Linked DNA regions of Homo sapiens: region 2 is linked to region 1. Evidence: chromatin loops called from intact Hi-C (ENCODE). Cell type or tissue: endothelial cell of umbilical vein. All regions are shown on one strand. Each heading gives the region's core, and the rest is flanking DNA. Links, peaks and the distances in the headings are about the cores only. Region 1 holds the start of STAT4-AS1 (STAT4 antisense RNA 1). Region 2 overlaps STAT1 (signal transducer and activator of transcription 1).

Evidence for each region. Peaks named below come from ENCODE experiments on the same cell type or tissue, not always from the same donor. Only the 100,000 strongest peaks of a DNase experiment are listed, where the experiment ranks them.
Region 2: a loop joins it to region 1, with 5 times the contacts of the local background. A loop is called at or near these places in 17 of 110 quality-filtered maps.

What each region holds. Positions count from the first base shown.
Region 1 is chr2:191,020,745-191,036,639 of GRCh38, reverse strand. STAT4 (signal transducer and activator of transcription 4) reads left to right here. Exons shown (of 24, transcript NM_003151.4): 17 at 341-476; 18 at 2,043-2,092; 19 at 2,635-2,729; 20 at 3,014-3,150; 21 at 3,491-3,682; 22 at 5,124-5,190; 23 at 5,560-5,668; 24 at 6,774-7,064. The coding sequence ends at 6,800. STAT4-AS1 (STAT4 antisense RNA 1) reads right to left here and starts at 15,114. Exons shown (of 3, transcript NR_136318.1): 1 at 15,085-15,114; 2 at 5,543-5,755; 3 at 4,326-4,468. LOC124900514 (a long non-coding RNA gene) reads right to left here. Exons shown (of 2, transcript XR_007087796.1): 1 at 15,296-15,895; 2 at 8,914-10,997. LOC107985785 (a long non-coding RNA gene) reads left to right here and starts at 10,983. Exons shown (of 2, transcript XR_001739163.1): 1 at 10,983-11,337; 2 at 12,912-13,500. RefSeq lists an enhancer at 15,224-15,841. In endothelial cell of umbilical vein, for the core only: a CTCF peak has its summit at 5,895 (motif pointing right); DNase peaks (open chromatin) are centred at 3,779, 5,109, 5,879 and 8,499; H3K27ac peaks cover 1,388 bases.
Region 2 is chr2:190,973,756-190,989,650 of GRCh38, reverse strand. It overlaps STAT1 (signal transducer and activator of transcription 1), which reads left to right. Exons shown (of 25, transcript NM_007315.4): 12 at 1-36; 13 at 2,583-2,612; 14 at 2,704-2,797; 15 at 3,991-4,032; 16 at 5,258-5,341; 17 at 5,911-6,009; 18 at 7,133-7,268; 19 at 8,982-9,031; 20 at 9,785-9,879; 21 at 10,650-10,795; 22 at 12,626-12,811; 23 at 13,764-13,839; 24 at 14,719-14,821. Among named protein-coding and RNA genes, the nearest start is that of STAT1, 32 kb to the left of the region's middle. In endothelial cell of umbilical vein, for the core only: no CTCF peak of the experiment used is centred there; DNase peaks (open chromatin) are centred at 9,380 and 11,080; H3K27ac peaks cover 4,543 bases.

The DNA of each region.
Region 1 (15,895 bases), core at 931-8,930:
CCAAGCGGGCAACTTGAGAAGCCAAGTGTGCAGCTTGACCTCTTGATTTGGGGTTGGCATTCTTCAGAAGTCTTGTTACTTCTCTCCACTCCTGAGATCATACTGGGAAGCTGCTGAACAGTTTTAGGTGTTTTCTATTAGGACACGCTTGTTCCCTGGCACCAGCTGTGACCAATTATGACTTTAGAGAAACAGTTAACTGCCTGACTATCACCTAATAGTCACCCAACACTCCTAGTATGTGTGTGGGGAGAGGGGGAGACCTCTCTTGCCCTGCTCACACCTCACTAGCTACCCACTGTAAGATAATTAACAAATTATCATCTTGACTCTATTTCAGAACTTGGTTTTCTTTAATAATCCTCCACCTGCCACATTGAGTCAACTACTGGAGGTGATGAGCTGGCAGTTTTCATCGTACGTTGGTCGTGGTCTTAACTCAGATCAACTCCATATGCTGGCAGAGAAGCTTACAGGTGAGAGCTGGTAGATAGAGAGGATTTGCCTCTGTTTTTGGCCCTCAGGCATTTTAAATAACCAGGACGCTATTACTACTACTAATAATAAAGATGATAATCATAATTTATTCAATGCCTACTATATTGCCAGGCACAGAACTAAGTGTTATATTATTTTTAATTCTCAGGAAAGTCCTGCAAAGCTCAGCTTATTCTACCAATTTTATAAATGACTGGATTGGAGTGCAGAAGTCAAGTGACTTGCCACGGCTGCATGGCTAGTACACAGCAGCACCAAGCCACAGGCCAGACCTGTCCAGGTCTAAAGCCCCTCCTTGTCTATTCCCCACCCCAGTCTCCAGGGTATATTTCCACTAAATATGAGGTGAACCCTTAATGGTGCCTCATATGATCGTTCATACGAACGTCTCAATTGACATTAACCAACTGGAAAATGACTGATTTCTTCACTAGGTCTAGGAAATGTAATAGAAGTTTTAAACTACCTGGGCAATACTTAATTCTGCATACCAAGAAAGTTTCAGCTTTGACTGAGATTTCTAAAGTTTGCAAAATAGAGTCACTGGTACTACATGTGCCAACTATAATCCAAACATTTTCTAAAAAGTCTCTAAGAGATCTGTATTTTGACAAGTCAGGGTTTAACATATTTAACACCAAAAAAAGAGTTAAAATTAGATCTATATGCGTTTCTAGTTAAATTAGGGCCAAAGATCCATTTGTGCAGAAGTAGAATCATGTGTGATTTAAGCTTGACTCACATGGTGCTGGGATGCTTGCCACTTGCATCTACTCTTGGATCAATAGGTACCTAAATACATTAGGACTTTGGAAAACATCACAAAATTTACTTAATGGAAATACATGTTTTGATCCTTATTTAATTCATAAGCAGCAATAGCATTCAATAAACATTTGTTAGAGTGACTAAAGCTTTTAAACATGTAGTATAGATAGAAACCATATCCTTTCAGACCTTTATCAAATTATTCTTATGAGTATAATGTCCTTAAAAATTTAGATGGAAACTCTTGCATCCTTTCACTGCTCTGGATCAAAACAGCCAATGGCTACTATCTAATAGATTTCTAGTCCATTCTTTCCATCTTAATAGGCAACATTCCTGGTAATCTAGCTATACCTAACTTACACAAATTTGTTTTATAATGTTCATTTACCGACATTAGGCAGCTCTTCCTGTCTCCAACGTGAGCCTTCTCCATGTCCATCATGCTTCGTCCTATATTACTCTTGCTCTCTGGAGTGGCCTCCTTCATCTCCTCTGACAATTTATATTCTACCCATACATATCCTAGATACCCACCTGCTTTCTAAAGCCATTGTTAGCTCCTCCACCAAAAAGCTTATTTTCTAGATAATAAATTTCTTAGGAACAAGGATGATGTCTTGTATTTGTACTGTACCTAGCACTCAGTACATTGCAAACCCATATCAAGTGCTTAAGAAATGCTTGAAAGGGAAGAGGCAAAATATCTAAATTGAGCACAAAATTGAAGCATCTCATTGTCCAGTGAAAAATTTCATTCTTTTCTTTCATTTCAGTCCAATCTAGCTACAGTGATGGTCACCTCACCTGGGCCAAGTTCTGCAAGGTACAAACGGTCGGGGAAACATCATTTAGATACATTTTTTTAATACAATGTTCCTTTCTAAGTCTATTACTACATGGGGTTTTGAGAATTTCCCAGATAAGAATTTTTCTTTTTTTTTTTTTTTTGAGATAGAGTCTTGCTCTGTCACCCAGGCTGGAGTGCAGTGGCGCAATCTCGGCTCACTGCAAGCTCTGCCTCCCGGGTTCATGCCATTCTCCTGCCTCAGCCTCCTGATTAGCTGGGACTACAGGCACCCACCACCACGCCCGGCTAATTTTTTCATATTTTTAGTAGAGGTGGGGTTTCACCGTGTTAGTCAGGATGGTCTCAATCTCCTGACCTCATAATCTGCCCGCCTTGGCCTCCCAAAGTGCTGGGATTACAGGCATGAGCCACCACACCAGGCCAAGAATATTTTTTAAAGAAATTAAGGTGTTGTCCAGTTTAAAGATAATATTTTGGTGAAAAATTGAACTTAAATTATTATATCAACATTATTACTTAAATAATCATTGTCTTAATGTGCTTGTCTATTCCTGTAGGAACATTTACCTGGTAAATCATTTACCTTTTGGACATGGCTTGAAGCAATATTGGATCTAATTAAGAAACACATTCTTCCCCTTTGGATTGATGGGTAAGTTATAGGCTATATTTTTCATATGAGTTAATTATGTTCTTTTTTTCTGTTGTTATTGGTTTTCTTCTTTCTTTTTCTCTTAAGCATGTTTAGTACCACAGAAAAAAATAGTTGCAATTTCTTATTCTTTGTGGAGTGGCACTATGTATATTAATCTATATATGAGTATTTCAGGTAAGAATGACTTTTGATTACACTCAAAACAAACTGTAGGTCTTTGTAAATGCAATAAGTGAAAATCCAATAATGATCAGATGAAATAATGCATGTTCTATTTTTAGGTATGTCATGGGCTTTGTTAGCAAAGAGAAGGAACGGCTGTTGCTAAAGGATAAAATGCCTGGCACCTTTTTATTAAGATTCAGTGAAAGCCATCTCGGAGGAATAACTTTCACCTGGGTGGACCATTCTGAAAGTGGTATATACTCACTAATGTTTATTCATGTGAAATTAGTTTTCTTAAATTTGGTTACTGGGATTTCAGTTTTTGGAAGTGTATGGTGTGTTGATCTGTCTGTGATGTATTCAGTGGGCTTGAATATTAGTAGTTGCAGTTGTCTCAGAACAGGGTACCTATGAATTCCAAAAAGTCTATCGTATGCACAATCTATACTGTCCAGACAGCAGAAGGTCTGACATTGAAGTGACATGAACTGACAAGTCACTCCAGTGGCATGAAGATAATGTGGGCAGGGAAGAAATGGTCACAAGGAATGTGTACAGGAACCTGTATATTTCTCCAATTTCTGTTTTTCAAGGGGAAGTGAGATTCCACTCTGTAGAACCCTACAATAAAGGCCGGTTGTCTGCTCTGCCATTCGCTGACATCCTGCGAGACTACAAAGTTATTATGGCTGAAAACATTCCTGAAAACCCTCTGAAGTACCTATATCCTGACATTCCCAAAGACAAAGCCTTCGGTAAACACTACAGCTCTCAGCCTTGCGAAGGTTAGGTTTTTCTGTTTGTTTTTGTTTTTTTTTCCTTAAGATTTTGGAAAATAACCTCATATTGGAGCAAAGTAAATGAAGTTCCCCTTCTTGTTTACTCTGATTTCTGTAAGATCTAAGGGCATGTGGAGGTCAAAGCCTTAGAAATGAAGTGGTATGTCAGCAGTTCCTGAAAAGGGACCGCTGGGCTTTCTAACACTAGCGAGTAATAAGCAGCTGTAACTAAACTTCACCATGGCCATGGGGGCCTCTCATAGCCACTTGGAGAGCTTCAGTTTTCTCCTTTGTAAGACAGAAGTGGTGCAGGCTTCATGTCTATGACTGAGGGAAAGGAAAAGAAAGAGGGGGTAATGATGAGAAGCTTTTAATAGTAAAACAAGTCTGTATATTGCAAAGGAACCCCAGGGTTTATAAGTTTTATATTTTTAACCTTACTGTAGTCTTACAACTCAGGGTATTTGTTCATTTGCTAGGGAGGGGACCTGTGGATCTCTGCTTCATCCTCTCCCTCCCCCACACTCCCAGCCTACCTTTCCTGGTTGTATCCTAGGACCTAGAGCAATGTCTGGCTAAAAGAGGGATTCAGTAAATATTTGTTGAATACATAAAAGAAAATTTGTTAAATTACTATGCAATTTTAAGGTACGTTCACCATTCTGTTTCTTTAATGAAAGTGTATACAATCCATAAAAATCTTCATCTATAGCACTAAATCTTTGGGCACCATCATGTAGAATATCCTACAGTTGTCACTCACAGACTTGCAGCCACCTGACTTCATGCCCTCTGAAATAAACAAAAATACAAAAGAAAATAAAATCAAACAAACCTGTGGCTTTTCAGTGACTTTCAACAACTGATAAAAATGAAATAACAAATATCAATGCAACAAATTAGGGTTGGAAAATTGGAACAAATACTAGTTCAACATGGTATACCAGAGAAGTTTGGGGAATTTTTCCAAGGTGAGGTTTGCACATGACTGTTACTACAGTACAATGATACTTTTGGGAACACTGACATCTGTACTTCAAGAACGTTTGCAATCATAAGATTCTGATTGGTGTCAATTTTAATGAAAAGAACTGGGTTATTATATCTCCCAAAACATGACTCAATCAGTCCTTATAATCAAACATAAATGAAACGTAGAAAACAGGTAATAGAGTTGATTCTCAATTTTTCCCACACAGTTTAGAGGCATTAATATGTAAAGTCAGATTAGGCCTGCCAAGAGATTTGTTTTTCTCTTCTTGCACATTTTATGCTTATCTAAAAGATTGTGTCCCCTATTTAACAAAACATTTCTGTGTATCACCGAACAACTGCGTTATCTCTCTTCCTCTTATCATTGTTAATATTTTTCTAGACTCTTTTTTCCCCAGTTTTATTGATAATATTGACATTTTTTTCCCCAACATTGTGCCTTTTTGTTTTCCAGTTTCAAGACCAACAGAAAGGGGTGACAAAGGTTATGTTCCTTCTGTTTTTATCCCCATCTCAACAATGTGAGTAATGTTAGTCACATGTGAAATATTTTTATAAAAAGCTTTCCTATAGGAGATTTAAAGGTAGAGCAGAGTACACATAACTGAGAACAAAGCATTGTAATGTGCAATGTCCCATTTCCTTTAATACATAAGGCTAGCCTTCAGGGCACACTTACCACAATCTATTGTGCCTAAAATTATAAAATTCCCCTTTTATATGCCATATATGCCACAGTAAGTTGAGTGTTCTGATATGAAATGATGAATTAGATAACTCAATGTCACAAATAGATGAAGCCCTAGAAATGAGTTCCTGACATAGTAAGTCACCGTGAACTATTATTATTTTTTAATCCTTGTCCATATTGACCTTGTTATCTCTTTAAGCCGAAGTGATTCAACAGAGCCACATTCTCCATCAGACCTTCTTCCCATGTCTCCAAGTGTGTATGCGGTGTTGAGAGAAAACCTGAGTCCCACAACAATTGAAACTGCAGTATGTTCCCTTTATTTTCCATTGCTGGTCAAAGGTGTTTCCAACGATGCAAAGGTGGTGTGTGAATCAAAGGGGCTGAAATACTGCCTGGGTAGGGAGAAAACACATTTATTGGAACAAATTCATGAGCATAACACAAAAGGTGTCTGGATGGTCCTGCGTGTTGCTGATATTATGCGTATTGAAAGCAGACACCTTCAGTTACTTAAACTGCTTTACGTTGTTTCCACCAGAAACCACCAGAGGGCAAAATATTCCTATACCCTACTCAAGCACACTATCGCTGCTTGCACCATGGGCCCCCTCACTCCCCACCACTCTCTACTTTAGCAAACACCATTTATTGGTCAATATTTATAAACCTAGTATACTATCTAGTTTACTAGTTACTTACTATCTAGTAAACCCAGTTTGCTATCTTAACAGTGCAAACATCACAAATTGCAATTTTTCTTGATTGTGACTTGCATTTCTAGAACCCGGAGCCTCATCAATAATATATGAATAACAGTCAATGGCATAATAATGCTCTCCTTTTTGAGAAATGAGTCATAATCTTTAATGCAATAATGTTATTTGGGATGCATGCTATTTGCTCTTATCCACCAATACTGTCAATGGGTTCAAACCCCCAATTTACATGAAAGTGAACATACATCAGAATAATATAATAGAAACTTGGAGAGACCCTAAGCCTCAAAAAATTTTTATCTGGCTGGCTTTTAGTCCTTCTCTTGAAGATTTCCATAGATGAAAAATTCACTTTACTTTGATAGCTTATTCTAATGTTAGTTCCCTTAAATCGTCAAGTTATTTATGTCTAACTGAACATTTGCTACATTTTGCACCCATTTCCTCATTATGTTTTTGGTGGATAAACAGGCCTTTTTCTTAAAACACTTTTCTGTCTCCTTGAAAGGTACCTTTTATTTTAGACTGATCAACCCCAATTACTTTTGCAAATACTTAGTTTAAGTATTTTAACTAGGTAATAGAAAAATTATGGAGTAATTCGTAGAAAAGAGGACGTTTATTTGCCCAAGAAATAGTGATTGATTTGAAAACCAGTAGTTTCCTCAAAGATTATTTTCATTTTTAATTTTAGATGAAGTCTCCTTATTCTGCTGAATGACAGGATAAACTCTGACGCACCAAGAAAGGAAGCAAATGAAAAAGTTTAAAGACTGTTCTTTGCCCAATAACCACATTTTATTTCTTCAGCTTTGTAAATACCAGGTTCTAGGAAATGTTTGACATCTGAAGCTCTCTTCACACTCCCGTGGCACTCCTCAATTGGGAGTGTTGTGACTGAAATGCTTGAAACCAAAGCTTCAGATAAACTTGCAAGATAAGACAACTTTAAGAAACCAGTGTTAATAACAATATTAACAGAAGACTCGCTTGCCTGTGTTTGGTTTATTTCTCATTTTGTCTCTCTGGTGTTACTACGATTTTAGCTAGAAGATGTAAGTGTTAATGTTTCAGGGTAGGTCAAGAATAATAAAGTCACACCTACACCTCAGCAAGAAGGCGTGAGGGAAAAGCCAAATAAGCCAATCAGTATGATGAACGCTAGCAGGCATGGTGATCACAGTAGATCCAAGAGGAAAGTCGTGATGGGACATTAGCAGAAATTCACGGGGCATCCAGGGTTGAATTATGAAGCCTCCTTAGTGCCATGTCAACGTTATTCCAACTATGGGGTTCAACAGCTGCTGGTTCCAAAGGAGGAGGGATCCAGAGTCATTCCTGGTGGTATCTTGGGCAAACTGCACTGATTTTACAGGTATTGTAAGCAGACACATGGGTTAAAAAAATAATAATTTAAAAAAACTCATGAGGACTAGGAGGATGAAATGAGGACTAGGAGAATAACAACTCTGGCCTTGGGTAACTGATTTTATTCATAGGTTGCTCATTCTTCATCTCTAGAAGAGGTAAGACTATGTGGGTTCTATGATCTTTCCCAGCTCTAATAGTCTCTCTGGTCCTAAGAATCCAACCTGAGACTGGGGAAAGAGGTTTAGGATGAGATGTTCCATTCCTTCAATTTTCTCTAGTAAAGAGGAAGGGTAGTTGGTTTCCTGGATAGTAATGTATGTGAATTGCAAGTCTATTTTGGTCCTTGCCTCACCCCTACTGGATGTTTAGTGGTGCCATTGCCCAGCTGCTGTCCTTAGTAATAGCATGGAGCTCTCCAGTGCTCAAGACCTGGAGAGCTCTCTATGCCTGCTGAGCCCTGGGGATGCTGCTGAATCTGTTGAGCAAGTAATGCTACTGAGGCATCTGCCATGCCAGCTGCAGAAAAATCCAGAACCAGGTTTCAAGATGAGCCCTGACTGCAGAGTCAGAGATGGCAGCCCCCTCTGAAGGGCTCTTATTTCATTCCTTCTGCCCACCTCCTGTCCTCCAGGCAAACCAAATAGGCAGAGGCTAATGTTTGATGGAAAAGAGTTCAAAGGAATAAAAGCTTTTACTATAACCTGCCCTTTCCCTTAGAGAGATTCCATCTGAGCAATCTCATCCCACCCACATGTGCCCAACTGGCTCCTAGATTATTCCTATGGAACAAACTCTCCACCTGCCCCAAGGCCAGTTCCTTTACTCCTTTGTGAGCGCCTAAATGCTTTTAGGGTGGAGGCATCTGTTTGATGGAAGGGTGCATCTAACTGGAGGTGCATCCTCCCAGTCTCTACTTCTCTCCACAAAACCCGGTTTTCTAAAATTTGCCTGACACGTGTATCAACTGGCAGCAGAATTGGATGAAATAATTTAAACTGGAGCATGACTATTACAGTTTTATCTTTAAAGAAGTAATTTCCTACCAGGAAGTGCTCTTAAACAATTGGATTTAGACAAAATAGATTGCAGAAGCTCTTTGCTCCCTGGAATTTATCAAAAGTACAATGGACTCCTACCTATTTCACAGAAGTTTTAAAAACTTGTCAATTTAGAGCCTGGTAGCAGAATGCCAAGGTTTTCTATGTGATCACAGTCATCATTGTTATTTGGGGGTACAAAATGAAGGACATCTGTAGTTCATTTTCCATAATATGGACAATGGCCACGTTATAAAAGTTCAATAAGTGGCTATTTTTATTTAGATTCAGAAAATCAAAACTAAATTATTGACCCCAGAGTTAAGAGTTATTTCTCAAGATTGTGAATCTTGTACTCCAAAAATCATTTTTGTGGGGGTGTCTTATTTCATTTTGTGTTGCTATAAAGGAATACCTGAGGCTGGGTAATTCATAAAGAGATTTATTTGGTTTTGCAGAGTGCACAAGAAGCATGGAACCTGCATCTGCATGTGAGGCCCTTAGGCTGCTTCTACTCATGGCAGAAGGCAAAGGGAAGCCGGTGTATGTAGAGATCACATGGCAAGAAGCGAAGCAAGAGAGAGAGTGGGGAGGTGCCAGGCTCTTTATAACAACCAGCTCTTAAAAGAACCAACAGAGTAAGAATTGTATTCATGCCCTGCACCATAGGAGGGTATTAATCTATTCATAAGTCCACCCTCTGACTCAAACACCCGCCACTAGGTCTCACCTCTAACATTGGGATCAAATTTCAACATGTGATTTGGGGAGACAAACATCCAAACCATAGCATTCCTCCCCTGGCCCCCCAAAACTCATGTCTTCTTCATGCTGCAAAATATAATCATCCCTTCTCAATAGTTCCAAAAGTCTTAACTTGTTCCAGCATCAACTTCAAAATCCAAAGTCCCATCTGAGACTCAAGGCGAATTAACTGTGAAATCAAAAACAAGTTGTTTCCTTCCAAGATACAATGGTGGTACATGTATTGGATAAACAGTCCCATCCCAAAAGGGAGAAATCATTCCAAAAAAAAAGGAGTAACAGTCCCCATCAAGTCCAAAACCCAGCAGGACAGATGTTAAATTTTAAAGCTCCAAAATAATCCTTGACTGTATGTCTTGCATCCTGGGTACACTGGTATGAGGAGTGGACTCCCACAGTCTCAAGCAGCCCTACTCCCAAGGCCACTGGCTGCTCTCACAGGTTGGAGTTGAATGCCCATGGCTTTTCCAGGCTGAGGCTGCACACTGCTGATGACTATAATTCTTGGGTCCTTGCAGCAGCAGCCCCAATCCCATGGCTCCCCTAGGCATTACCCCAGAGAGGACACTCTGTGTTGGCTCTGCCCCGCAGCAGACTTCTGCCTGGGCATCCAGGCTTTCCAATACATCCTCTGAAATCTAAGTGGAAGCTGCCAAGCCTCCATGACTTTTGCATTCTGGGCACCTGCAGACTTAATACTGTGTAGACACCAGCAAGACTTATGGCTTATGCCCTCCAGAGCTGTGACATGACTCACACCTGGGGCCACTGAGGCCATGTGAGCCATGGCTGTGCCATCCGGAGTGGTGGGGATACAGGAAGCAGCAGACTGGTCACAGGGGAGCAGTCTCTAGGCCTGTCCTCTACCCAAACCATTCTGTCATCCTAGGATTCTGGGCCTATGATGGAGGGGTCAGCCTCAAAGTTTTCTGAAATGCCTTCAGGGCCTTTTTCACATCGTCTTGACTAGTAACACTTGGCTCTGGTTTAGTCACACTAATCTCTTTAGCAATGGTTGCTCTGTAGCACCCTCAGATTCCTCAAACTCTTGGATTCCTTGCCTACAAATGCTCTTTCCTTCTCTATCACATGGCCAGGCTATGAAATTTCCAAATTTTTACACTTTGCTTCCCTTTTAATTATAAATTCCACTTTCTAGTCATTCCTTAGCTCCCATAATTTAGCATAGGCTTTTAAAAGTAGCCACACCACTTCTTGAGTACTTTGTTGCTTAGCAATTTCTTCTGCCAGATACCCTAGGTCATCATTCTTAAGTTCAGCCTTCTATAAAGCCATAGGGCCTAGACACAATGCAGCCAAGTTCTTTGCTACTGTTTAACAAGGGTGACCTTTGCTCCAGTTTTCAATAAGTTCTTCATTTCCATCTGAGACTTCCTCAGCATGACCTTTATTGTCTATATTTCTATCAGCATTTTGGTCACAACCACTAAATCAATCTCTAAGAAGTTCCAACCAGGCACGGTGGCTCACACCTGTAATCCCAGCACTTTGGGAGGCCGAGACGGGTGCATCACGAGGTCAGGAGATCGAGACTATCCTGGCCAACATGGTGAAACCCTGTCTCTACTAAAAAATACAAAATTAGCCAGGTGTGGTGGCACACAGCTGTAGTCTCAGTCTTGGGAGTCTGAGGCAGGAGGATCACTTGAATCCAGGAGGCAGAGGTTGCAGTGAGCCAAAATCGTGCCACTGCACTCCAGCCTGGCAACAGAGCGAGACTCCATCTGAAAAAAAAGAAAAAAAGAAGTTCCAAACTTCTTCTGAGTCCTCCAAACTCTTCCAAACCTCTGCCCGTTATTCAGTTTCAAGCCACTTTCACATTTGCAAGTATCCTTAATGCAACCCCCAGTCCTCAGTATCAATTTTCTGTCTTAGTCTGTGTTGTGTTACTCTAAAGGAATACCCAAAGCTAGGTAATTTATAAACAATAGAGCTTTATTTTGCTTATGGTTCTGCAGGCTCTACAAGAAGCATGGCACTGGTACCTGCATCTGATGAAGGCCTTAGGCTGATTCCACTTATGGAGGAAGGGGAAGGGAAGCTGGGATATGCAGAGATCACATGGTGAGAGAGGAAGCAATGAGTAGGGAAGGCACGTGGTTTTCTTAGTTTCAAAATATTAATCACATTTTCACCTCTCCTTTCACTCATCCCAGATCAATCACAGATACATATTTTGCTAATGACTATTCAAATTTATTTTAAAGAATCACTTTAACTAATTGTTCTGATTATCAATGCCTTCATCTGTAATAAATGCTGAAAGAAGGCAACTAGCCAATGAATTTCATCAAAATCTAAGGTGGCAAGAACCCCACCCCACCAAAGAATCATAAAGAATGAATATACCTCTGGCAAATTCAAGGGATTTTTCTTTACCTCATGCAGTTTGGGAGGCCCATGCAACTCTCCACAGTAAAAGAAACAGAATTAAAAGTCAAGCCATCCCAGTATTCTGCTCTAGCTGTAGACAGACAGTCCACGCTTAGCATTTGGCCTCTGTGCACACATACTCCAATTTCTGACACAGAGTAAAGATATCTTTTTTTCCAAATTGACCAGGAACATTTATTGATTTTATTGATGCACTTTTTAAAGTCTGGTTTATTGGCATATAATTTACATACAGTAAAATTCACCCTTTTGGGTGTGTCAGCTTATGAATTCTGACAAACTCATATAGTTGTATAACCACCACTATAAGACAGAAGATTTCTACAAGAGCACTCACAAAGAGGATGCCATAAAAACATGGGGAAGGACATTCTCTCTTTCCTTACAGTAAATATAAAAAACAATTTCATGCAGCTTCATATGTAGACAGAGGGCTCTACTTAAATTGGATAATTTCACTCCCTACTTAAAATTTTTGAATGGCTCATGATGCTCTGCATTAGCAGTTCTTGTCTGGGGTGTATGGACAGAATTCAAAGGGCTCATGAATTTAGATGGCAAAAGTTACAGTTTTACTTCCACTAACTTCTAACTACAGTTAATTTCCTTCAATTATATGGGCAGCAAACCATAACCCATACCACGTTTATATCATATTATAATTATTAAAGTCATCTCAAAATATTGTTTATGCTAAGCACAATTTTGAAATTGCATTAATTGGACCCACTGCTAAATCCTATTATTTAATGCCATTAGTAAATAAGTGCATGGCTAGGTGCAGTGGCTCATGCCTGTAATTCCAACACTTTAGGAGGCTGAGGTGGGAGGATCACTTGAGCCTCAGGGTTTGAGACCAGTCCAGGAAACACAAGGAGACCCCATCTCTACTCAGAATATATATATATATATATATATAGAATTTTTTTTTAAATTAGCCAGGTGTGGTGGTATGCACCTATGGTCCCAGCTACTCTGGAGGCTGAGGTGAGAGGATCGCCCAGGAGGTCTTGGCTGCAGCCAACCGTGCTCATGCCACTTCACTCCAGCCTGGGTGACAGAGTGAGACTCTGTCTCAAAAAAAAGAAAAAAAAAGAATCATTTATATTACTATGTCACAAAGTTGGTTTTAATATATCACAAAGTTGGCCCGATATCAGTATTTCAATGTAATTGGTTTTCTTTTGAATCTTATGCATCTTATCTTATTCAACTAAAAACATTATTTTCTGAAAAACTTACAGGTTTCATCAGACTGCCAAAGAGGTCCATGTCACAAAAACTAGTTAAGAATCCCAGCTTTGGATAAAGACCACAATTCGCAACAGATCTTTCCAAAGTCACGTATTATTTAGTCCCCTCTTAGTCTTCAACTCATCTCTCTTCACTCCTCCCCAACAGCTTCTTATCCACCAAAACATCTGCACACAAGACTGACTGAACTACTTTCAGTTTCTTTGATGGCCCATGTTCTCTCTGTTTCCCCTGCCACATCCTCTCAATTCTCCAACCCCATCCCATATATCCCTGCACCTGGATAATGTTTACGCATTCTTCAGGCTCTGGAAAGCCTTCCTGCCAAACACACACACATACATACACACACACACACACACGCATGTGTGCGCATGGCTCAGGTCATGCCACGCTTCCTCCATAGCATCCTCTACATCCCCGGCACAGTGCTTATCTCCTTTGGTGTAAATGATATCATCTATTTTCCTCAATAGACTCTAAGCAAGCTCTGTATGTACATGGACCAAGACAGCCCTGCTCACAGTTATATCCCTGGAATCTAGTACAATCTGGCCCTGAATAAATATTTATTAATGATTTGGTGTTTGGACACATCAAGAACAGTCATTAGTTCCTTCCTTTCCTTTGCTCCTTGGGCTGCCTGCAAAACTAAGCTGAAATTCTCTTCCTAACAGCTCCAAACTCTAAAATCATGAAACAGCCCCCAATGTTATGCTTCATCCTGATTAACCAAAACACACTTGCTTTTGATCACACAGAGAGGACTTCCTCCCTACCTCACCCTGAACTTCCAATAGACATTGTCTAGAATTACAGTTTATAAGCTCACTCTAACTTCCCTTTGATGCTAGGTATTATCTCATGCATGCCTAACATCCTAGACATCTACCTACTCATAGATGAACCAAGTGTTCCTGAAATTTCCCCTAAACTCTCCATTACACTCAAGGGCATTACTACTTCTGCCCCTAGTAAAAGTCCTCCACAAAGAATGGCATGAACCCGGGAGGCAGAGCTTGCAGTGAGCCGAGATGGCACCACTGCACTACAGTCTGGGCGACAGAGCAAGACTCCGACTCAAAAAAAAAAAAAGTCCTCCACAACACTCTTATGTCAGGCTTGACAGTCATCTTCTTAGACATCTCACAGACTGATAGACTGCCGCAAACGGAAAGAACTCTGCCGTCCAGAGAGGGCAGAGAGAGGGGAGAGGTTGGAAGGGGTGTGAAGGAGTAGAGCTCTCATTAAAAGTCCTTTAGGGAAGTTTTTTGCGCTATGCATGCTCATTATTCTCTTCCCCCCTCAATTGTGGCTCGATAGGTCTTAGAGCCAGTGCTGAGATCTGAATGGCTGAATTAACCTGTGATTCCTGATCTCAGTGTTGGTCAGTGACGTTCATTTATTCATTCAAAAAATATTTTTGAAATATTTGAAAATGCCTGTATCAGGCATTGCTTTGCTTAACCAGGGTTTCTGAACCACAAGACACAGAAAGTGATTTGCTTGACGATTTTCTCAGTTCTCCCAGGGATGGCATACAGTGACATTCTAGATATACAGGAGAGCAGGGAATTCATTACACACATAGATACCCTGGGGGATTAGACTGAATTGTCTCATGGAATACTGGATGGAAAAGGCTGTTAACACAGAACAAACTCCCTCCTGTTGTGAACTTACACGCTGGCGAGGAGAGATGAAAACAGACAAATAATAAACAGGGATAGGTTTAACAAGTGTTATGAGGATTGCAAGTGTGATACAGTCACTGGAAGAAGCAATCAATGAGGGTGTCTTTGAGGAGATGATGACTGAACTGAGACCTAGAGAATGGGAAGGAGGCAGTCCATGAACACAGTCAGGAAAACAGCATCCCAAAAGACCAGTGTATGTATGCATAGGGCTCAGGCAGGTAAAAACTTGGGGTATCTGAGGAACAGAAAGAGGCTAAGGGGATTGAGGGGAGCCTAGTGAAGTATGGGGTGAGATAAGATGAGTAAGAGGGGTAGGTGAGCCCAAATTGGCGGGCCCTGGATTCTTATTGCAAATTGAAGCCAGCAGAGGCTTTTAAACAGGTGAGTGGTGTTATAAAATTTGTTTCTTCATTTAAGTGAACATCGAACAAGGTTGCTATACAAGAAATGCCCCCAAATTCCCCACCTAGGTCTGGCTTCCACAGGGCAGGCACTCAGAAGGGCTCCACGCTTGGCTTCATGCTCTCCTGTTGCCTTCTTGAAATTCTTCATTAATTTTGAGTAAGGGACCCCACATTTTCATTTTGCAACGGGCCCTCCCTGCAAATTACATAGCTGGTCCTGTGTTGTTCTAACAGGGGAAAATAAACGTCTATTTGCATAGTAGGACTCTGTACCTTAGGGTCTTGTTTGTGTGCAGCCATTTTGGGGCTGGTCGTCACTCTCACAAGAGGCTGGAGGTTGGGGCCCAATGAGGTAGGTAGGCCCTTTCACACACTGGAGGTTCTAGGTGGGTGCCGAGTTCACCCTAAGAAGGTAGAGCCCCTTAAGAGTAGGCGAGCAGAGCCCAAAGAAACTCAGTCTCGTGCCTCCTAGAACCATTGAGTAAGTCACAGACATTACACAAAACTCTTGTTTCCTCAGCCAGCCGAACTTTCGAAATCATTGTCCAGTGACTAAGCATTCTCCATTATACTTCTCCCACGTTCCTTCTGGTATAATCACCACAACTGAGAAGGCATGGGGGCGAGAAGACCCCAGAAGAAAGAGGCAAGCCCCTTGCAGACCGAGCCTGAGGACGCCTATAGAAACTGCCAGACCCCAACCTCTGGTTCAAGGGCAGCTACCCAGGCTGGCTGAGGGTCACAGCTTACCAGACAGGACAAGATCTGAGTCAGTGCAAGTGCAAACTGTGTAGATAGCGAAGTGAAGCGGGTAAAAGAGACCTTTTCAGGACAAGGAAAGAAACGGTGGAAGTGCAAGGGTAAGGTTTCCAG
Region 2 (15,895 bases), core at 6,076-14,075, 52 kb after region 1:
GAATTATAATTTGAAAGTCAAAGTCTTATTTGATAAGTAAGATATCTTTAACATTATATAACATACATGTACTATTGAAATGTTGATTTTGTTACTCAAGCACAGATTCCTCCACTAAATAAGCAGATTTCTAGCTGTGGAAGGGTCTATACTGGGTGGAAGTTTGCCTCCCTAGGGCCCCAGGGCTGAACCCAGAGTCCTGACAATGCTGCGCATGAGCAGAGACTTCTAGTCAGATCCACCAGGGCCATCACAAATGACCCCAGCAGATTTAAATCAGCAGCTCCCTTGGTGGATGTTGGGAGCTTCCCCTGGAGCTGGTATCAACATTCCTGTGCCTTTTTAGACTATAAATGAACAAAAGAGTGAGTGTCTCTTTGTGCATATGAGATTGTAATCAGCAAGTCTCAAAGTGGCTGGACTTGGCATGCCACCCCCTCCTTCTAGGTCAGCCCCAAAGGAGAGGCCCCTGATCCAACCCGAGGCTGAACGTCCAGGCTGCCATGATTCTGTGGTCATTTGGGGGTTTTTTTCTGGAGCGAGGTCAGCAGCATCTTGGGGAGACTGTGTGGAGCCTGTGGGATTCACTCTTGTCTCTTCTGGGCAGTGGGAACCCAGGAATGGGCATCTCTCTTGGGGGTCCAGGTGGAGCAGCCTCATCCTATTTTGCCCTGAGACCCTAGACCTGGACTGGCACTAACTTGGCCACTCTCATTAAGGAACAAGATGGCTCCCCCCCCACCCCTCCCATATTTAATGTTTTTGTTAGCTTGTGTCACATACTGTTTTGGCAAGTTTCAAAAATGATTTATGATCATTCAGATCATTTTCCTCTGGCTTTTTGCTTTTTCCCACTCCTATAAGAATATTCTTCCTCATAGCATGGTCTGTGCCTTGTCTTCCCTGCCATCATCTTTGGTATATCGGTTAGCTTTTGCTTCCTAACAAACCACTCCCAAAACTTAGTGGCTAGGCCAGGTGCAGTGGCTCACACCTGTAATCCCAGCACTTTGGGAGGCCAAGGCAGGCAGATCACATGAAGCCAGAGTTTGAGACCGGCCTGGCCAACATGGCGAAACCCCGTCTCTACGAAAAATACAAAAAATTAGCCAGGTGTGGTGGTGTGCACCGGTAATCACAGCTACTTGGGAGGCCGAGGCACGAGAATCGCTTGAACCTGGGAGGCAGAGGTTGCAGTGAGCTGAGATCATGCCACTGCACTCCAGCCTGGGTGACAGAGTGAGACTCTGTCTAAAAACAAACAAACAAAAACTTAGTGGCTAAAAACTCAAAAACTCATTATTTCTCATATTCTGTGAGTTGTAGGTTGTCCTGGTCTGAGCTAGTGTGGTTGGAGCCAGGTGCTCTAGCAAGGCCTTATTACATGACTGGGACTCAGCTGGGATAACCAGGTCCTTCTTCATGCACCTCAAAAAGGCTAGCCTGGGCTTTTCCCATGGTGACAGTGTTCCAAGTGAACAAGGCCTGTGAGTGCTAGCCTTGGAACATCTATAGCATCACTCCCTTCCATCCTGTTGCTAAAAGCAAATCAAGGCCAGCTGAGATTCGGGGGATGGGGAAGTATATCCTACTTCCTAAACGGAGGAAGCACAAGAGTTGTGTTGCCATTGCAGTTTACCATCTTCTGCGTCAGCTCAGCTCCTCTCAGCTGCTTCGGGCCCTTGTGTCTTTTCTGTCGGTTCCAGCTCTGACGGTCTTCTTAGCTTTGACAAGTCAGCTTTTATCATACTATCCCTTTTATTTTAAATTCTTTTTTTTTCCAAACGGGAAAATAGGTCCCTTCCATAGCTAATGGTGATTGTCATTCACAAAAGCATTGAACTTCTGGTTGAGATTGGAAAGGAAGGGGAACTAATAGATCTGTGAGTGAGCCCATGATTTCTAGTCTACATCTAGGACGCTCACGGATACATTATTTGGCCAGAACATGACAAAGTAATCACTGGATATAGAAGTGCAAGGTCTTTCAAAATTTTAACCTCAGACTTAAAACTTAAACTTGCCACTTTCCCCAGATAACTGACTTTCCTGGTACTTTCATGAGAGCATTAAAGATCATAGAGAATAAAAATGAGAATTAAATGGTCACATTGGCAGTCCTCTGAGCTTTGTGACTACTGGGCAGTGCTGTTGGCTGGATCCCCAGTGCTTAGTGCAGGGCCTTGCACCAAGTAGCTGCTCAATAAACAATAACGATAGCTTAAACATTTATTGAGGGTGTACTGGTGCTGGTGCTTACATTTATTGAGGGTGTACTGGTGAGGAATTAACTAGTTTATTCCTCATGATGTCCTATATGTTGGCACTGTTAGTATGTTGTGCAAATGAACAATGTAAGGCCCAGACCATTTATTTGCCAAAGGTCATTCAGTGATACTTGCCAGACCTAGTATGGGTAGATGGAAGCAGGGAGTGAATGAAAGGCTGCAAATCCATAGGTGTAGATTTATTTTTTATTCATCATTCACTTACACTCTTATGCTCTTATACTCTTATAATTTTGTTAAAGCTTATTTCAAATTTTAAATACGCATATGTGATTATATATATTTTTTTTGCAGAGATGTGAATGAGAGAAATACAGTAAAAGGGTACGTGACGTACTTTACGCTATACTGTGCTATATTTTTATTTATTTAATAGTTGGAAGACTTTTCAGCATTTCTTTCCTATATTGTATAGATTTAGGAAGTTCAACATTTTGGGCACGCACACAAAAGTGATGAACATGGAGGAGTCCACCAATGGCAGTCTGGCGGCTGAATTTCGGCACCTGGTAGGGACATCAGTTTCCTCTCTATGTTGTCTCTGGTTTCTTAGGACTTTTGACAATAGAGCAGCCCTTTTTGGCACATTGCCATGTGGAGGACGCCCCCCTGCTGGGGTTTGTAGACTTTGTGGCTGGTGTCTTCCTGTCGCCAGTACTTGGGGCATTTTGGTTTCTCCTCCTTATCCCACGACTGTTCACTCTGTTTTCTGGGCTGTATCACTTGCAGTAAAAATATTTCCTAAGCCTGTGTTTACGTAAATGATTTGCACTTGCTGCCTGCATGATCCCCACGGTCACTCACCTACGCTTGCAGTTTTCTCAAAGGTTATGGCTCCCGTGTCCTGACTGTGATCCAAGTGTGGTCCTGTACACCAGGGTTCACTCCTCAGCCCCCGTGTTCCCCTTCCTGGTGGCCCTGCCCACAGCCCCTGCCTCCACGCCAGCCTGACTCTACCACCTTTTCTCCAGGGCAGTAGGGCTCATTCCCCAGGCAGTGGAGACCCAGCAGGATGCTCTGTGTGGGTGCACCATCTTTCCTCCTCTGTGAACATGGGGGCTGCCAGTTGCTGTGAGGCTCTGTGGGTGCTGAGTCCGAAGCTTTCCCTGGGCCCAGAACCTGCAGGAGGTTAAAGGCATCCTTTTTCACTAGAGACCACTTTGTGATCCAGCAAGCCTCGTAGCTAGGAAGCTCTACCTAACTCGAAAGCTTAGCCCAACTCAGGTGCCTGAGGGTATTCAGAGCCGCCCTCAGGGCCCCAGCCTGCTCCCTCGTCAGCTCAGGGATTGACAGCTCAGAGATTGACGTCCACTTGAGGGCAGGTGGACCTGGAGTCACTGGGCCCAGCCTGGAGGACTCTGCTGAGGGAAAGGGGAGGGAGAAGCTGTCCCGAGCCTCAGGGCATGAAACAGTTAACGAAGGTGCATGGGGAAACATTCAGGGAAAGTTTGAACACAGGAGAGGAGCGGGTTGTGATTCCAAGAGATCCCTCCAGACTGGTGTCCGCACCATGAGGCCACTGAGGAAACGTGCTTCTGCTCATGGACCCTGAACGAGGGCCAATTTGTCCCATGTTCTGCATTCTAAAGATAAAGTCACGTCTGTCATTCTTTCTAGTCCTAACTTTGTTCTCATTTGTAAATGAAGATAGCAACTTTGACCATTACCATGGTGTTTACTAAGATGATTATTTGTTTTATAGCAATTGAAAGAACAGAAAAATGCTGGCACCAGAACGAATGAGGTGAGAGTCCCTTTATGTTGTGAATGGGCCCAAATCAGGCAGGTCTGTCTAGCAAGGACAGGTCAGTTGGTGGCTGGGGACACCTCACAGAGGAGTTCAGACCCATCAGGGAAGAGCAGCAAAGGAGCTGGGTATTTGGTATATCTGTGACAACAGTAAAAACACCACATTTGTGCTTTACTATTGTCAAACGATTTTGCACACAAATTCATTAGACACTCATGGACAACTCAGTGGAGTAGCTGTTGTGGGCTTTTGTATTCTTCGCATCTTACGGGTGAAGAAATTGACTCACAGAAGTTTGCAGGATTTAGCTAAGGGTGCACAGAGTTACTGTCAGAGTTGGAACGAGAGGCCACTTTGATGACTGCCTTGCTGTGTGCCAAGAGGGCTTTTCGGCCATTGCATCCCCTACCAAAAGCATTGCCTTTGCATCAGTTTCCTTCCTACAGCGTGATCCTTAAGGAGTTGGGTTTGTGATGCATTCAGAAATGAACTATGGACAAAGGATGAAATATCTGGAGTTGTTTTGGTTGAGAACACTTTCGTCATTTATGCACACACAGTGTGCAGTCCTTCCACACCAGGACCAGTGGAGGTCACATGGAGCAGCGGGACAAACACAGGCCCAGGCAGTGCAAAGATGCCTTCTAGCCCTGGTGTGCGCCTGAACTATGTTTTGACCTCCCTGGGTCTAGCTGTTGCACCTCTCTAGTTCTAAGTTGTGAGGCTCACATGAGGTAATGCTTATGAAGGCACTTTGAAATCTATCCATTTCTACCGAAACCAAGACAACTTGTGACCTGCCAAGTTGATGTGAGTCAGCCCTTCCGGTAGGCAGTAGACAATCACAAGTATGCACTTACTCCCAGTCCTCTCACCTTCTCCCCACCCATCTGCATTGAGATGTGCAGCCACACTGGGCAGGCAGACAGAGCTGAGGGTCGAGAAGCCTTAGGTCACAAAGCCATTAGTTGCTCTTTCCCCATTGACAATCATTGCTCTGAATCTATAACCCTTGCCGTAACTTCAGACACTTATCTTTCAGAGCACACTGAGATACTAAGAATCATTAAATCTGGGAGAGATTGAATATTGAGTCTTCAGACTTGCCACTGATTGGGCCCAGGATCTCTGTGGCCTGTTGCAATGTTAATTGGGCTTTTGAAAGTTTTAGGATCTGTGAATAATTATATTCTTTTCTTCTTTCCTTTTCTCTTCCAAGGGTCCTCTCATCGTTACTGAAGAGCTTCACTCCCTTAGTTTTGAAACCCAATTGTGCCAGCCTGGTTTGGTAATTGACCTCGAGGTAAGACTTTTATGGTCCCGAGTTGGAAAACTTCATTATTTTTACTTTTAATTGTTACATGTATTTTTATTTCTCAGTGTTTGTTCTGGAGGTATTTACCTAATTGTTTTAAAATGATCTTTTTCAGCTAATACTATCTTAACCTTAATTTATGGTCCAGAAAGCTAGACAATTGAATTAACCTTCAAATTCAATAACTTAAAAGTTCCAGTTGAGATCGCTGATGTTAATTTTTTTTTTTTACATTAAGCATTGGGACTTATTTATTTTGCTCTGCCCTCCCCCCACATTTTATGTTTTCATTGTGACAGTTTTCATCTTCTCATATTGCATATCCCTTAATTAATTATTGTAGCTATTATTATTTTTAGGGACTTATTTCTTAACTGAAAGATACATCAAAGACAAGTTAAACTGGACAGAAGAACAGAACTTAACACTTCTCATTTTCAAGTATTAAATATGTACAAATTTACAAATAATCCCCTGCTTTTAGTTGAGGCTAAGCAGTTATCTGAAGGTGACATTTCTGTGATTCAGATGATTTCAAGGTCTTTGTCATCCTTTAGACGACCTCTCTGCCCGTTGTGGTGATCTCCAACGTCAGCCAGCTCCCGAGCGGTTGGGCCTCCATCCTTTGGTACAACATGCTGGTGGCGGAACCCAGGGTATGGAAAACACATTTGCTTTGGTCCCAGGGTTAAGCAGAGACCCCACGCTCTCACTGCTGCATCTCTGAAATAGCCCCAATGGCCAGTTGTTAAGGGAGAAGTGACAAAGCTCCTGTGGTATTTCTAAGGCTTTTGAGTAAATCTGGGAATATGAAGCATGGATATGTATTTGAAATGAGAATTACGTTTTTTCTCCCATGTGGGTAAGCTAGGGCAGTCAGTGATTCCATACCACTTTATTGTTATTATTTTTAAAATGTATACATCTACTAAACAAGCATGCTCCATTCTTAGAGTGTGGATACTCACTGTTAATTAATTACAGTCATTTATAATTATTCAAAGTACTTATGTTTTTTAAAGTCACCAGGAACACTTAACTAGCAAATAATGAATTGTTGCTCCTAAGGGAACTACGAGGCTAGGTTCCTTCAAGCCTCTGGTCACAACATTTTTGTCAACCCATCAATGCATAACATTGTTTATGTGTGTTTCTGTTTAAAGACACCTTATCTAATACACTTGTTGAGGCATTAACATTACACCTATAGCTAGGATCACTGTAACTCATGCCTGAGTGAAGCTTGCCTCACACATGTATTTTCTCCATAAGGCACATCCCAGCCTTCCCATGCTTAGGAACAGTAGACCACACTGTGGTACTATGCTCGGGCACCATTTTAAACAGGGATCACCAACAGCAGTCACAAAATGCAAAAAACATGGCGCTAAATAGGCTTCAAAAAGGACACGTTTTTCTTATGAGAGGTGAAACAGGAAGCGAGTGTCATTTTGTTTGGCTTCAGTTGGAAGCGTGTTAAGAGACTCGAATTCTTTGCTGCTGTGTGCTGCTGTGTGTGCACGGGTGTGTCTTCAAATGACCCCAAAGATGCCATGTATTTAGATTTTGGAGTTACAAGTAAATTTTAGTGAGTAAACAAGTTCACAAATGTGCATCTGTAAATAATGAAAATTGACTGTATTTCTCTTCCCCTACTGTGAAAGCACCTGTGTGTCATATAAACTAGAATTGAACTTTGGGATGGACATATGTTTTAGTGCCACACTTGTGACTGGTGTCTCTGTAGTAACCCTTAGATTTTGGGTGTTTTCTCTCTAGAATCTGTCCTTCTTCCTGACTCCACCATGTGCACGATGGGCTCAGCTTTCAGAAGTGCTGAGTTGGCAGTTTTCTTCTGTCACCAAAAGAGGTCTCAATGTGGACCAGCTGAACATGTTGGGAGAGAAGCTTCTTGGTATATGCATATTAACTTGTTATGTTTATAAAAATTGAAATTCATAAAAATATCTCTCTAATTGCTCTTTTCCCCTCTGCTATTTTGTTAAAGGTAAAAAAGTACTAAAATCTGTCAGCTTTTCAAGCTATAGTTTATTATAGCTAAGTGAGAATCATATGTCACCTTAGAAAGAAATATAGACCTGATAACATTTAAATGAATCCGTTCCTCATTGTCTCATATTAAGATTTCTGAGATGAATTCCCAAGGGAAAGTTTTATGAATTATGTAAAATATATTATTTGTGGCTGAAATAAGTTCCTGGATGAGAAAGATGAAGGCCTATTAACCATTAACCTTGGGGAGAAAAAAGGAAGTCCCTGACATGATGAGAAATAAAGTCCTGGGGCTTGCCCACTGCAGCATAAACCCAGGGCCCTTGCCTCAGGTGGGGCCCAGGTAGCAGAGGATGCCGTCCCCACAAGAGGATGCCTCTTTTGATCTGCAGTTTTGCCTGATTGGACAGAGTCTAGACAGTGGTAGATAATTCCCTTTCAGTGGTTAATGTCAGTGCATTTATTAGTCCTTCATACTAAACAAATCAAAGATCCACTAGTCTCAAGGTCAGATCTTTCAGTGAGTGAGGCTATCTGAACTATTTCTTTAAAAATCCGTGGACAACTTGTATCCAGATTTGCTTTCTGTAGAGCAGCACTGCATTTACTCCAAACAGCAGTAGGCTCTTCCTAACTCAGTGACTTTCAACAGTGCCTTCTTCTCTTGGATATGCAGCTGTCACAGTGGTGGTCTTGTGCTGTTTAATACAAGTACAAAATCCCCTTATTCCATTTCTTTATTTGGTGAGAGTTAAGAAGGATATCTTTTCTAGCTGTAATGGCTCATTTGTAGTTCTCTTTGAAGACCGATAATGGGCTTACCGCCTCTTCTCGCCCAGGCTGCTTTAATTTGTGTAGCTAATAACCCCGGGCTTCTTCCTCTCGTTTCTCTCACTTGGTTTTTGATTTGCATCAGACTGCCTGAGCCCATGTCCTATTTGGAGGAAAGCTGAGGGAAATGCATAAATAATGTCTAAAATAAACTTGTAAAGTCAAGTATCAGTTACATTGAAGATCTAGGGGTGATCTTGGGCACCTAGGTTGAACTTTGAAAAAAATTCTGTAGGATCCTTGGGAGAGGGGGCTCTGCTGAGCAGCAGAGGAAGGCAGTGGGAAGAGGCACTGGATAGGGAGGCTTCTCTAGGAGGCCCAGCAGAACACCTTTGATTTAGTGCAAAAGGCAAAGTCAGCTGATGGTCTTGGAAGGAAGTGTAACATGAAGAGGCATTAAAAGGACTGTCCTCTCTTTAGAGGAGGGAGGGAAAAGGGGGGCTGGGGAGGGAGAGAGCAGATGGTAAGGCTTTGTGATGTTTCCGCTTTCCCTAAAAACTCTCATATCGTGGTGCCCAGGAATCTGCCATCCATTCCTTTCTGCCATTAAACTCAAACCAACATATACATATTTTAGACCATTTAAATTCCGCCCTCTTACAGCACGTATTATAATTGCTCAGTTAATTTGGCATTAAGGTATCCGAAAATGTCAACTGTGTACATACAATCTTTGTTGGGTGTTTGGCTCTTTTCCTTGAGAGCAAATACAAGAGCCATCCGTCCAACCAAAGCTTTAGAATCAGTTTCTGTTTGCTGAAAAATCTGGTTTTTATTTGTTTAGGTCCTAACGCCAGCCCCGATGGTCTCATTCCGTGGACGAGGTTTTGTAAGGTGAGGACTGTCTGGGTTTTATGCTCTCTAAGTCCTTTTTGCTCTTGGTTGAGGTTCTCATGTTTCTTGCTGTGATAGTTACTTAACTGTTTGCTTATTTTGGCGTGTTCTTCTCTGGCCAAGGAGCCCCTCGGGCAAGTTGTTTACTTTTCTTCAGTGCAGGAGGTTGGTCTCCGAGCAGGAGTCTGACAGGAAGCACCTGCCTGAGTGATAACATTCTTTCATATCTGAAATGAGGCTTCTGTTCACTCACGCTGGACCCCTGCCCAGCAGTGTTTTAGCCATTTCTGTGTGAAATGTATGTTGTGGGCTGGGTGGCGCAGCCTGACCAGCCAGACGAGTTTAACGGCCTGCTCGAGCAGAGGGGCCCACTGCGGGGAACATTTAGATTCTGCTGGAGTCACCAGACAGTGCGGACCAGCTTGCACTGCTGGATTTTGCTAGTGTGGGGCAGCTTGTGTTTCCGTGAGTCACGCTGGAGGTCACCCCCAGGCTAGCTTGCTACTGTTTGGAAAGGGAAGCAGAGCCCGGCCCAGGGAAGTGGAGAGCTCTGGAGAGCTCCTGGTCTGAATGCTGATAAGAGCGGGGAGGGAACTTGATATTCCCTGCCAGGGGAGGGATCCCATTGCTGTGCTGAATGGGACAGTTCCATCCTTGGCACCTGGGGAGTCTTTGCAAATGATGGTGGGAGGGGCCATGGTAAGTCATTGTTTTAGATTTTTGTTCATAATGTCTGCATTTGTATACTTTCAGGAAAATATAAATGATAAAAATTTTCCCTTCTGGCTTTGGATTGAAAGCATCCTAGAACTCATTAAAAAACACCTGCTCCCTCTCTGGAATGATGGGTAAGGGCCACCGATAGATGTATTTTGAAACATATTTTTAGTGCTGCGAGGTTGAGACAAGGCCTGAGTCCAGCTTCAGTATTTGACTAGGCGTGTGTGAATCTCACAGGAGTGCGCATTTATAGGCTGCCCCTTCAGGGCTTCAGAAGAGTAGAACCTCATAACATTAACCTTACACTTTCTTAGTACAAGTATATGTATTGGCAAAGCTAAATTAAAAAAAAAAAACAACTCTTGAGTGCCATTCATGCATTCATTCACTCAACAAAAATTTTTTGAGCACCTACTATGTGGCCCCTAGGAAGGAAGAAAAACCCTTTTAACTGGGTAAATCATTTCTATCTTGACTTATTGCCAGGATCGGCTGATATTTCAACAGAAGCTTTAACTTGATCAGAAGGGCTAAAATATGAAAATATATTGCCTAGGTCTTCCTCTCCAGTAAAAAAGATGTATACATTCAGACATTGTTATGGCCTTTAAAATAATAAAGGAACAATAAAAGGCTCATTAATCCCACACGTGTTATTGAGCATCTGTAGCATCCTACTGACACCATGTTCATATCGCTTTTTTTAAAACCTTAGTATATACATGTATAAGTGAAATGCTTCCTTAAGTGTCAACTGAACAGATTTTAAAATAGTCTACGTTTTTTACCGTAGGTTTTTTTTCTCACATTCCAGCCATTTTCTTGGTTTGTAAGTTAGCATGAAAATGGAAATCATGATTGAACTAAAAGCCCATCCGTCCATCTCTTCGATATCCAGGTGCATCATGGGCTTCATCAGCAAGGAGCGAGAGCGTGCCCTGTTGAAGGACCAGCAGCCGGGGACCTTCCTGCTGCGGTTCAGTGAGAGCTCCCGGGAAGGGGCCATCACATTCACATGGGTGGAGCGGTCCCAGAACGGAGGCGGTGAGTGGGAGTTTGAGCACATAGTCCCACCATTCCATGTGTGTGAAGTCCCTCTTCATCGCCGCCAGTCAGCTCATACAGATAGTGCGTTTGGGACATGAAATTGCAGATCTTATACTTACCCCAAATGAGCCCCCGATAGGATTTAATAAACCACCACAAATGTTTGTGGTTGTGGTTCACTCTCTGGAACATATTGTGGAAATGATGGTTTTGAAAAGACAATGCCAATTCTTTCCTTTGCATCAGGTTTGTTATCTGCAGATCAAGGATGTGAGTCAATGTAATCTGCAACCCGTTCTTGGAAGGAATCACATTTCCCACAGGAGTAAGCATCCACATTCTCTTAGGGTCATCCCAGAGTAGAGTGTGCAGATGAGACAGGCTTCGGGAGAAGACTTCATACACATCATCAGCCAGGGAGTTGATGCAGGACCTGTTGGGACGAGTGGCAGCCTCTACCCTGCCTTCAAACAGAGCAGCTGCAAATTTATCTTTATCATATATGGGGTTTCTATTTAATCAAATGAGTCCATGGCTAAAAGACTCCAGAAACCTTGGTGTTATGAAGCAGGTTTCTGAGGGTGAAGCTCAACAGCGTAAATGAAAAAATCATAAAGACCAACTGATTACTTTTCACTGTTGTTTAGAGTTTGGTCTGTTTGAAGGGCAGGAGGAAAAACTGATTTGTTTTAGTAATTTTTATACTTTCAGTGGGTAGACACAAAATGGAATACTCTTCTTGTTCTATTTATTTTTCTGAAATATTCCTCTTCTCCTGTTTTTCTGGAATACTCTTATTCTATTTGTTTTTCTGCCATACTCTTCTTGTTCTGTTTGTTTTTCTGGAATACTCTTCTATTTTTTTTTTCTGGAACGGTATTCTTTCTTGTTCTGTTTATTTTTCAGGAATACTCTTCTTGTTCTATTTGTTTTTCTGGAATACTTTTCTTGTTCTATTTTTCTTCTGAGGAAAAAGCAGGGAGGCTGAGATGAGAGTCTGGCGTGGGCAGTAGTCATTAGAACCTGCCCTTTTCCTCTTATCCTGTTCCCTTCCTGAACCAGCTGAGAGACAGATATAGTAGACCAAGCAGAGATGAAGAAAACCCTTGGCAACCAGGAAAGGTCAAGCAGGACACTACCAGCCAGGAAGGGTTAGGATGGCAGCATAGTCTCATGTTCCACAGCAGGCTCCCCAGAACACCTGAACCGTGGCCTCTGGAAGGTCGACACCCAAAGGGAGATTCTGTATCAGCTAGGAAGAAGGATCTGAATTCAGTCTGGGAATAAGAACGGGAGTAAATTAAACCATGGTTTATTACGTTAAGGGTTACAGGGAAATGTAGCAAATAGGATCATTTTTAATTTGAAATGTTGTTTTCTATATATCATAATTTATTTTAATAAAAAATTAGATTTTTCAATATGAAAAGAAAAACAAAGTGAGTTTATCTCTAGTAATTTAAATCTGTGGCTTAAGCCAAGATGATCCACTTAGTAGTAAGTTATTTATGTGCCTATGGGCAGCACATCATTGAAGATGCAGGCTTTTAAAGGTTTTTAATAAATCTTTTTTGCCCAGATTTATAAATCTAAGCAAATAATGGCAAATAGAATGTTATTGAGAATAATACCTCCCTTTATTTTCCCTGAGACAGTATTATAATTTATTTAGAAATAAAGCAGTCTACTGTATATGTTATAATGCTTAGATTGTGATTAGTTCTTATGAGGTTCACTCAAATCCATCAACTCTGCAGTGTTTTATTTCTCTGTCCTCTTTCATTTTGGGATGTTCTATGGGATTTACTTAGCTTTTCTCCTTTTTAGAACCTGACTTCCATGCGGTTGAACCCTACACGAAGAAAGAACTTTCTGCTGTTACTTTCCCTGACATCATTCGCAATTACAAAGTCATGGCTGCTGAGAATATTCCTGAGAATCCCCTGAAGTATCTGTATCCAAATATTGACAAAGACCATGCCTTTGGAAAGTATTACTCCAGGCCAAAGGAAGGTAAGTGGGGCAAGCAGGTGGTAACAGCGTGGCACAGTCTTTCCTGATGAGGGGGTGATTATTCTGAAACTCCACCCATGCAGTGTTTTGCTTTCGAATTGGTAAGAGTAGGCTTTCAAAAGATGGCATAAACTCAGTGCAGGTGAAACATAATGCATTATTTGGCCTGATACAGCTAGTAAGAAATGAATGGACAATTTCCTATTTTAGGAATGTTGGAAAAGTCCATTGCTGGTCTTGTGTATTTGTTACTATCACTGTTTCCACATGAAAAGGGTTTAAATAAGGAACTGTGGTAAACCAACAGAAGGCATCTTGCTCACGTTAAAGTTGAGGAAACTGAGGCCTGGGAGAAGTGAAGTGGTTCATTTAGGGTGGCCCAATTACTTACTAGATCCTATTTTTATTAGATAATTATTAAGAGGAGGCCTCATCTGAGAACACAGGTCTCTTGCTTCTCAGTTGTCAATGAATTGCATTTGAGAAGGTTCGAATTAGACCTGTTTTGTTTGGAACACACCAACAAAGCTGTTTTTCAGAATCAGAAATCTCAATATTAGGACAATTACTTTGGAATGAAGATGTCCCCAGCTTACCTTGACAGCTGTGAATATTCATTAGCCAGGCTAATGCCAATAAACTGGATAGAACTTTGCATATTTTGGGCTCAGACTTCTTGTAAGATTTCAAGTTGTGTAAAGAGAAAGCTCCTAGCTAGTGTCCTGCTGAACACTAGCTTATTTCCAGACTGAATTCAGATCCTTCTTCTCGTTGTTTCTGCATTCCCACTAGAATTTTAGGTGACTCAGGCAGGGAGGTTATAGCTCCTTAAAGTTTTAGGAGGCTAAGCTGTCTAGAAACACAGTAGAACTTTAATCCCCCCGAAAAGTTGATGTTGTATTCTGATGGAATTTCGGTTGATGGAAAGCGTACACAATGTGTTTATTTCTAGCACCAGAGCCAATGGAACTTGATGGCCCTAAAGGAACTGGATATATCAAGACTGAGTTGATTTCTGTGTCTGAAGTGTAAGTGAACACAGAAGAGTGACATGTTTACAAACCTCAAGCCAGCCTTGCTCCTGGCTGGGGCCTGTTGAAGATGCTTGTATTTTACTTTTCCATTGTAATTGCTATCGCCATCACAGCTGAACTTGTTGAGATCCCCGTGTTACTGCCTATCAGCATTTTACTACTTTAAAAAAAAAAAAAAAGCCAAAAACCAAATTTGTATTTAAGGTATATAAATTTTCCCAAAACTGATACCCTTTGAAAAAGTATAAATAAAATGAGCAAAAGTTGATCAGAGTGGGAAAGTAGTTCTTTTCAATCTAGAAAAGGCCAAAGTAATGATTGAGATACACTGTCTCCACTTGCTTTGATTTTGTTGTTTCATTTTATAAAAGGTAGAAAAAATTTTGGAAATGTCATTGTCAGTTATTTGGCCTGCAGCACTGTCTTGGGGTGAATGGATGTAGCCTTCATGTAAAAACACTGTGTGGAGCAGCTTTATCTGCATTCAAACCTCAAGGTAGGGATGAGGGACTCCCCAGACATTTCTCTGGTGCTTTTCTGTCCAGGGTAAGCCACGAGGCATTGTCATCTCAGGGTAGTGCACCGCACATGCTCACACCTAGGCTTACCCAGGCAGAAGCGGCACAGATTCCAGTCTGGCTATTGCTTATCACATCCCTGGAGTGTGAAACATTTCCCAAGGGGCTGGGCTGGGGACATGAGCCTCCCATGAGCTGTACTTTTGCAAATGTATTTTACAAGTGTATGCACTTACCCAAAATAAAAATATAACGTGATAATTCAATTACAGACAAAAGATAAAGTGTGTAAGTATGCACTAGTGCTTTCATCACTCAGATGTTGACATTGCTCTTTTCTTTTTCCCCATTTTAGTCACCCTTCTAGACTTCAGACCACAGACAACCTGCTCCCCATGTCTCCTGAGGAGTTTGACGAGGTGTCTCGGATAGTGGGCTCTGTAGAATTCGACAGTATGGTGAGTACCACGGCTGGCCTGTGTGTAGCTCTCAATAAGTGTGTGTGCTCAGAGGCAGGGAGCGCACCATGGCAGATCCCGGGCCTGTCTGCGGGAGGGAGCCCTGGCGGAGCCAAGGAGAGTGCAGTGCTCAGATGAGCCATGACAAGTTGGAGCTGCTGGATTTAAACCACCTACATCATCAGTGGGATTTTTATTCCTCGCATTCAGCACCTTCCAAAAAACAAGTGACATTTCTAATATTCAGGTTTCCTCCTCTCCCCTTTAAAGTTGTCCATGTAGAAATTTCATATATTAAGGAACTAAGATTTCTTTGATAAGCAAATGTTTTTCTTCGGAATGCGATTTCATCACTGTGTCTAGGGGAGGGAGTGTTATTTTTAGAAAGGGAGGGACTAACGCTTGGTAGTTACAGTAATTAGAGAGAATTATACTTTAGCAGCAATGAGATTACTTCATCTGCCTTATATTTGAGAGCTAATTTGTACAAGTAGCTCCTGGGGCTGTGAAGGGCTTGCCAAGAGTAAAAGGTTCAAGGAGTGAAATAGTTAATGAGATTCGTGATAGAAATGGGAATATGATTGTCCACAAAAGGGAACATCTTCCTTTTGGAGGGTGCTTTTTTAGTATATCAACTAGTATTGTTTGCCTTTCAGCCTAAAATCCTTCCTCTTAAAGATTGTGCTTGCTTGGCTGGATTTTTGCTGATGCTGTTTAATTTTAAGCTCTTTTCCACATGGAGCTATTCCAGCTCATTTTTAAAAATTTATTTAATGCTTCCAAAAAATATCCTGAGTTATTACTGGCCTTTCTTCCTTACTGTATACCCGGTGCCTGGCAAAAAGTAGGTGCTCAACAAAGAGAGGAAGGCAGGGAGGGGAAAGGTGAGCGAGAATGAGAGGGCGTCACTCTTCAGACATTTGGGGAATGCGATGATAAGGCCTCAGTAAGATCTGCCTGGATTCAGGTTTCTCATGTGTAATTTTTTGACTTTTTTCCTCACCTTAAGCACGGGCTACAATCATTAGAGATTGTACCTTCCTACACTTTCCTGATTGTTGTTGACGAAATAGG